2 separate regions of the Homo sapiens genome follow, and region 1 is linked to region 2. A link is an interaction called in ENCODE POLR2A ChIA-PET data of the cell type or tissue named here. Cell type or tissue: CD4-positive, alpha-beta T cell. All regions are shown on one strand. Links, peaks and the distances in the headings refer to the core of each region. The heading gives the core; the rest is flanking DNA. Region 1 overlaps SEC14L1 (SEC14 like lipid binding 1). Region 2 has its middle 13 kb from the start of LACAT1.

Region 1 (2,908 bases), core at 205-2,704, 88 kb before region 2:
CTTGTTAAACCAGTTTTAGCTATGGTTAGTTGCATGTATGTTAGTTTCAGCAAGGAGAGAGGGAATAGTGTTTGTCTTTAACTAGAACAATCTGAAACTGACCCCCTCTTAAAACATTATATCTAATGCTAGATCTGAATAGTAGTCTTGCTTTAGCCAAATGTAGACATGCTAGTGTTTTAGCAGATGATTATTTTTCTTTTGAGCATAATTTTTTGTTTTTATTCTTGTTTTGTGCTTATAGCAGTGGTTCAAAACTTAGAAGCTGTAATCCTCTGCTGGATACTGTGAAATAACTGACATATACCTAGTTCTTTTGTATGGACCAGGAACAATTTTGACAGGACACATGGCTGTCCTATGAAGAGTATAAAATCATAGCCACTGTCATTGGGGGACAGAGTTGGGGGTGTCACAGAGCTGTCAAATTAGGTTTGGTGGGTAATGCCCTAGTTCTTTGCTAAGATTTGCTTGCCTGCCCCTTTGTACTCGTGGCTTTTTCCCTTTCTTCCCCTCCCCCCCCCCTTTTTTTTTTGAGTGCAGTGTTCATGCACTAGCACTTGTTTCTAGGACCCAAAGGTTTAGGGAAATTTATGGCAGAAAATCTTAAAGCGGATGGAGCTGTATTTAGTAGCAGCTTCTCTTGCTCTTGAGGAGGAGACCGTCGTCAGTAATTTTGGTTCATAGCACTCCCATCCCACCTGCCACTCAGAGCTGCAAGAACACGGCCTTCCAGAATAGAGTCAAACACAGTGTGGGTGTCACTAACTTGAGTTATTTTAAGAGGTCAGGAAACAAACCTACTACTGTGTGTTTTTTGACATTATTTTAAAATATAATGTGGATAAATCAGATGAGTGACCTCTCTGTGGAATTAAAACTTTTTACGTGTGAAGTTTTTAATTTTGTGGGTAATTTTTTCAAGGTCCTTTAGAATTGTGTCACTGTTGCCTGCTAATAAAGTCATGTGAAGGTCTCTGTTAAAGCAGTGGTCCCCAGCCTTTTTGGCACCAGTGACTGGTTTTGTGGAAGACAGTTGTTCCACGGATTGTGGGGTGAAGGGGGATGGTTTCGGGACGAAACTCTTCCACCTCAGATCATCAGGCATTGGATTCTCTTACGGAGCATGCAGCTTACAGAGCGTGCAGCCTCAATCCCTTGTGTGTGCAGTTCACAATAGGGCTCTCACTCCTGTGAGAGTCTGATGCTGCCACTGATGTGACAGGAGGTGGAGCTCAGGCAGTAATGCTGGCACGCCGGCAGCGTGGCCACGTTCTCAGCAGCGCACGGACCGGTAGGAGCTGGGGACTCTCTGTGTGTTAAACGAAGGTAGTCCAGGTGAAGTTCAGCATAGGCTGGAGGGTGGAACACACAGATGGTCGCTGGATGTAGTGACCTTTCCTTGTCACAGGCTTAACACCCCAGGTGGCACGGATACCTTGAAGAGCCATGCTGTTTCCTAAGAGAAAACGTGGAATTTGGAAGAGATTTTGAAGTTTCTTTCTCCTGTCCTCTAGCAAGAATATATATCATGTCTGGAACTCTTGGAGCAAAGGAGTGGGTGTACGAATGGAAGAAGCTCCGATGGGTTGATGCAGAATATCTCACAGCCCTCCCGGTGTTGGCCCATTCCCTGTCTGTTGTGTGGTATGATGTGTGTTGAAATGGCTCCTTGATCAAAAGTAAACATAGCTGCTTTATACCATTGCGTGGTAAACTGTGAAGGCAGGCATTGAGAGAGGGGTGGTAAAAAGAACCTATTCCTGGTCAAAAATGCTAAAATACTTGGAAGTGCAAATGTTTTGGTGCGTGGCATGTGAGCAACATGTTTACTGTCTGTTCTTTCAGCTATAATTAATGCCTTCCACGATACTCATCATAATCATACCTTAATGAGAAGGCCCTAGAAAAGAAACCCAACCTTTTTTGTTGGGTTACTTCGCATCTATCATGATACTTTTTCCTTTGATTTTATAGCACTTTAGGATGAACTTACTTTTCCGTGCTAAATGTTAGCTTTGGAGAAAGTGTATCATCAGAACCATGGAGTTTGAGGTCTTCTAAGATGAAGTTCATAATTTAAGCTTTATATGTGTTTGATCTCAGAAATGTCTTGGATTATGTCAAATTTTTACTTTTTTTCTTTTTTTTTGAGATGGAGTCTCACTCTGTCGCCCAGGCTGGAGTGCAGTGGCGCGATCTCGGCTCACTGCAAGCTCCACCTCCCAGGTTCATGCCATTCTCCTGCCTCAGCTTCCCGAGTAGCTGGGACTACAGGCGCCCGCCACCACGCCCGGCTAATTTTTTTTTGTATTTTTAGTAGAGACGGGGTTTCACTGTGTTAGCCGGGATGGTCTTGATCTCTTGACCTTGTGACCCGCCCGCCTCAGCCTCCCAAAGTGCTGGGATTACAGGCATGAGCCGCCGCGCCTGGCCTACGTATTTGTTTTTAGGTTTTTATTTTGTTTTGTTTTGTTTTGTTTTATTTTGATGTTATGTTTTGTTTTGTTATGTTATGTTATGTTATGTTATGTTATGTTATGTTATGTTATGTTATGTTACTTTATGATGTTATTTTTTTGAGAGGGATTCTCACACAGTCACCCAGGCTGGAGTGCAGTGGCGTGATCTTGGTTCACTGCAACCCCTGCCTCCTGGTTTCAAGCGATTCTCCTGCCTCAACCTCTCGAGTAGCTGGGACTACAGGCACCTGCCACCATGCCCAGCTGATTTTTCTGTTTTTAGTAGAGACGTTGGCCAGGCTGGTCTCTTAACTCCTGACCTCAGGTGATCTGCCCGCCTTGGCCTCCCAAAGTGCTGGGATTATAGGAGTGAGCCACTGCACCCGGCTTGTTTTTAATTTTAGTATTGTCATTGTATTTTCTTGTTTTTGTTTGAGATAAGGTCT
Region 2 (2,908 bases), core at 283-2,782:
GAATGCACGAGGGACACTAGGGCAGTGACTGGCCCCTCCTGCAGGTCCGGAGGGCTCATGAGGCGAGTAAGAGGGAAAGCTGAGATTAAGTGAGATTCTAGGCTGGGCGTGGTGGCTCACACCTGTAATCCCAGAACTTTGGGAGGCCGAGGTGGGCAGATCACCTGAGGTCAGGAGTTCGAGACCAGCCTGGCCAACATGGTGGAACCCCATCTCTACAAAAAATACAAAAATTAGCCGGGCGTGGCGGCGCACGCCTGTAGTCCCAGCTACTCAGGCGGCTGAGGCAGGAGAATTGCTTGAACCCAGGAGGCAGAGGTTGCAGTGAGCTGAGATCATGCCACTGCACTCCAGCCTGGGCAACAAGAGCAAAACTCCATCTCAGAAAAAAAAAAAAAAAAGGATGAGATTCTAGATGGAAGCTAAAGGATGAGATTCTAGATGGAAGCTGGAGGATGAGATTCTAGATGGAAGCTAAAGGATGAGATTCTAGATGGGAGCTAGAGGGAAGCTAAAGGATGAGATTCTAGATGGGAGCTAGATGGGAGCTTGCCTCAGGCTTTTCTGTTGATGTTTCTCAGGGATCCTCTCTTCCCCTGGAGCAAAAGGCACAGATGAAGTGTCAGGGAGGACGCCAGTCCCATATCTTCTTCTCACCCTGGAGTGGCAGTTTCCTCACAGAAAGCCCATCCTGGCTCCTCCCCCTGCAAGGAGGGATGTGGAGGGACAGAGGAGCAGCAGGCAAGGCCAGCAGGAGGTGACATAGGCAGGGAGGACCAGGCCAAGGTTGGGAGGAGTCTACATTTGGCGCTGGGGTTGGACACCTGGCTGACCTCTAGTGTGTGGCCTTGCGGTGGCTGATGGATGCCCCTCCACCCCCATCCCACAGTGCCTATGTTCCCCAAAGGGTGTCCCGTGGAACTGGCAAGGTGCCTTGTGATGAAAAGGTTCTGGGGTCAATACATTTGGGAAATGCTGCATGCTGTAGCCCTTATGGACACCCACAGCCCCCACGAGCCTCCTACAGGCTCTGAGAAGTCCAGCAATGAAGAGAAGCCTGTGAAGGTTTGTTTCACGTTCAACTGTTGCCACTTTGTGACCTCAGAGCCCTCTTTTCTGTGTGACATTGACACCTATGCACATGACGGAGGGCACCCTGCAGCAGGCAGGCGCAACGCAAGGGGCGCGGCTGCACCAGGCTCCCCCCGTGGAGTGATTCGCTAAAGAAGGTGGGAAGTGGGGGTGTCTCTAGCATCTGTGGTCCCCAAGTTAATGAGGAGGAGCCATGCCCTGCTCAGGCTGCTGGTGAGGGAGGGAAGTGCCTTCTCTGAGGATGCGCTTGTGATGAATCCAGGAAGGGGGCGCTCTTCGGGGGAGCCCAGCAGCTGTCAGAAGCCTGGTGTGGAGGACCAGGAGCGCCTGAACCTCAGGGCTTGAGGCTGCGCCCTGGCTCGCCTGGTCTGGGGGGAAGCTCAGGCCTCTGTGGGCCTCAGTTACTGACAGACCCAGAACCCTGCCTCGTGGGGAGGGAATCAGTGTGTGTGAGCTGCGTGATCTCAGACTCTGCATCATATATTCTATAGAATGCAGGCGTACATGGAAACCGCACATCAGGAGCGGATGGCGAAAGACTGCTTGAAAATTGGCTGCAGACCAAACCACCTAAATCCAGAAACAAACCGAAACTTGCTTTAGGTCCTAATAACAGTGAGTTTACTTGTAAAAGCTTTCATTAATTTAAGATAAAACAAAAGACCCTTTAAAGTATAATAACACTGGTTGGGCACAGTGGCTCACGCCTGTAATCGCAGCACTTTGGAAGGCCGAGGCAGGTGGATCATCTGAGGTCAGGAGTTCGAGACCACCCTGACCAACATGTTGAAACCCCGTCTCTTTTTTTTTTTTTTTTTTTTTTTTGAGATGGAGTTTTTGCTCTGTTGCCCATGCTGGAGTGCGATGGCACAATCTCGGCTCACTGTAACCTCCACCTCCCGGGTTCAAGTGATCCTTCTGCCTCAGCCTCCTAAGTAGCTGAGATTACAGGTGCCCACCACCACGCCCAGCTAATTTTGTTTTTGTTTTTGTTTTGAGAGACGCTCACTGTGTCGCCCAGGCTAGAGTGCAAAGGTGCGATCTTGGCTTATTGCAACCTCTGCCTCCTGGGTTCAAGCGATTCTCCTGCCTCAGCCTCCTGAGTAGCTGGAATTACAGGCACGTGCCACCAGGCCTGGCTAATTTTTGTATTTTTAGTAGAGACGGGGTTTCACCATGTTGGTCAGGCTGGTCTCGAACTCCTGACCTCGCAATCCACACGACTTGGCCTCCCAAAGTGCTGGGATTACAGGCATGAGCTACTGCACCCGGCTAATTTTTGTATTTTTAGTAGGGATGAGGTTTCACCATGTTGGCCAGGCTGGTCTCAACCTCTTGACCTCAAGTGATCCACCCGCCTTGGCCTCCCAAAGTGCTAGGATTACAGGCGTGAGCCACCATGCCTGGCCTGAAACCCCCTCTCTACTAAAAATACAAAATTAGCCAGGTGTGGTGGTGCATGCCTGTAATCCCAGCTACTTGGGAGACTGAGGCAGGAGAATTACTTGAACCCGATATATATAGTGTATGTATATAATAACACTGAGATAGGCACAGTGGCTCATGCCTGTAATCCCAGCACTTTGGGAGGCCAAAGTGGGAGGATGGCTTGAGCCCAGAAGTTTCAGACCAGCCTGGGCAATAGAGTGAGACACCATCTCTACAGAAAATTTGCAAATTACCCAGATGTGGTGGTGGGCACCTATAGTCCCAGCTATTCATGAGGCTGAGGCCGGAGGATCACTTAAGCCCAGGAGGTTGAGGCTGAAGTGAGCTATAATCATACTGCTGTACTCCAGCCTGGGAGACACAGCAA

The links. ChIA-PET counts read pairs that join two places held together with the same protein. Peaks named below come from ENCODE experiments on the same cell type or tissue, not always from the same donor. Only the 100,000 strongest peaks of a DNase experiment are listed, where the experiment ranks them.
Region 1: POLR2A ChIA-PET joins it to region 2 with 5 read pairs; 5 of 35 experiments call an interaction of 5 or more read pairs at or near these places.

What each region holds. Positions count from the first base shown.
Region 1 is chr17:77,177,541-77,180,448 of GRCh38, forward strand. All of the region lies in intron 3 of SEC14L1 (SEC14 like lipid binding 1), which reads left to right. Among named protein-coding and RNA genes, the nearest start is that of SEC14L1, 38 kb to the left of the region's middle. In CD4-positive, alpha-beta T cell, for the core only: no CTCF peak of the experiment used is centred there; no DNase peak of the experiment used is centred there.
Region 2 is chr17:77,265,650-77,268,557 of GRCh38, forward strand. No RefSeq gene overlaps it. Among named protein-coding and RNA genes, the nearest start is that of LACAT1, 13 kb to the left of the region's middle. RefSeq lists enhancers at 332-833, 834-1,333. In CD4-positive, alpha-beta T cell, for the core only: no CTCF peak of the experiment used is centred there; a DNase peak (open chromatin) is centred at 1,362.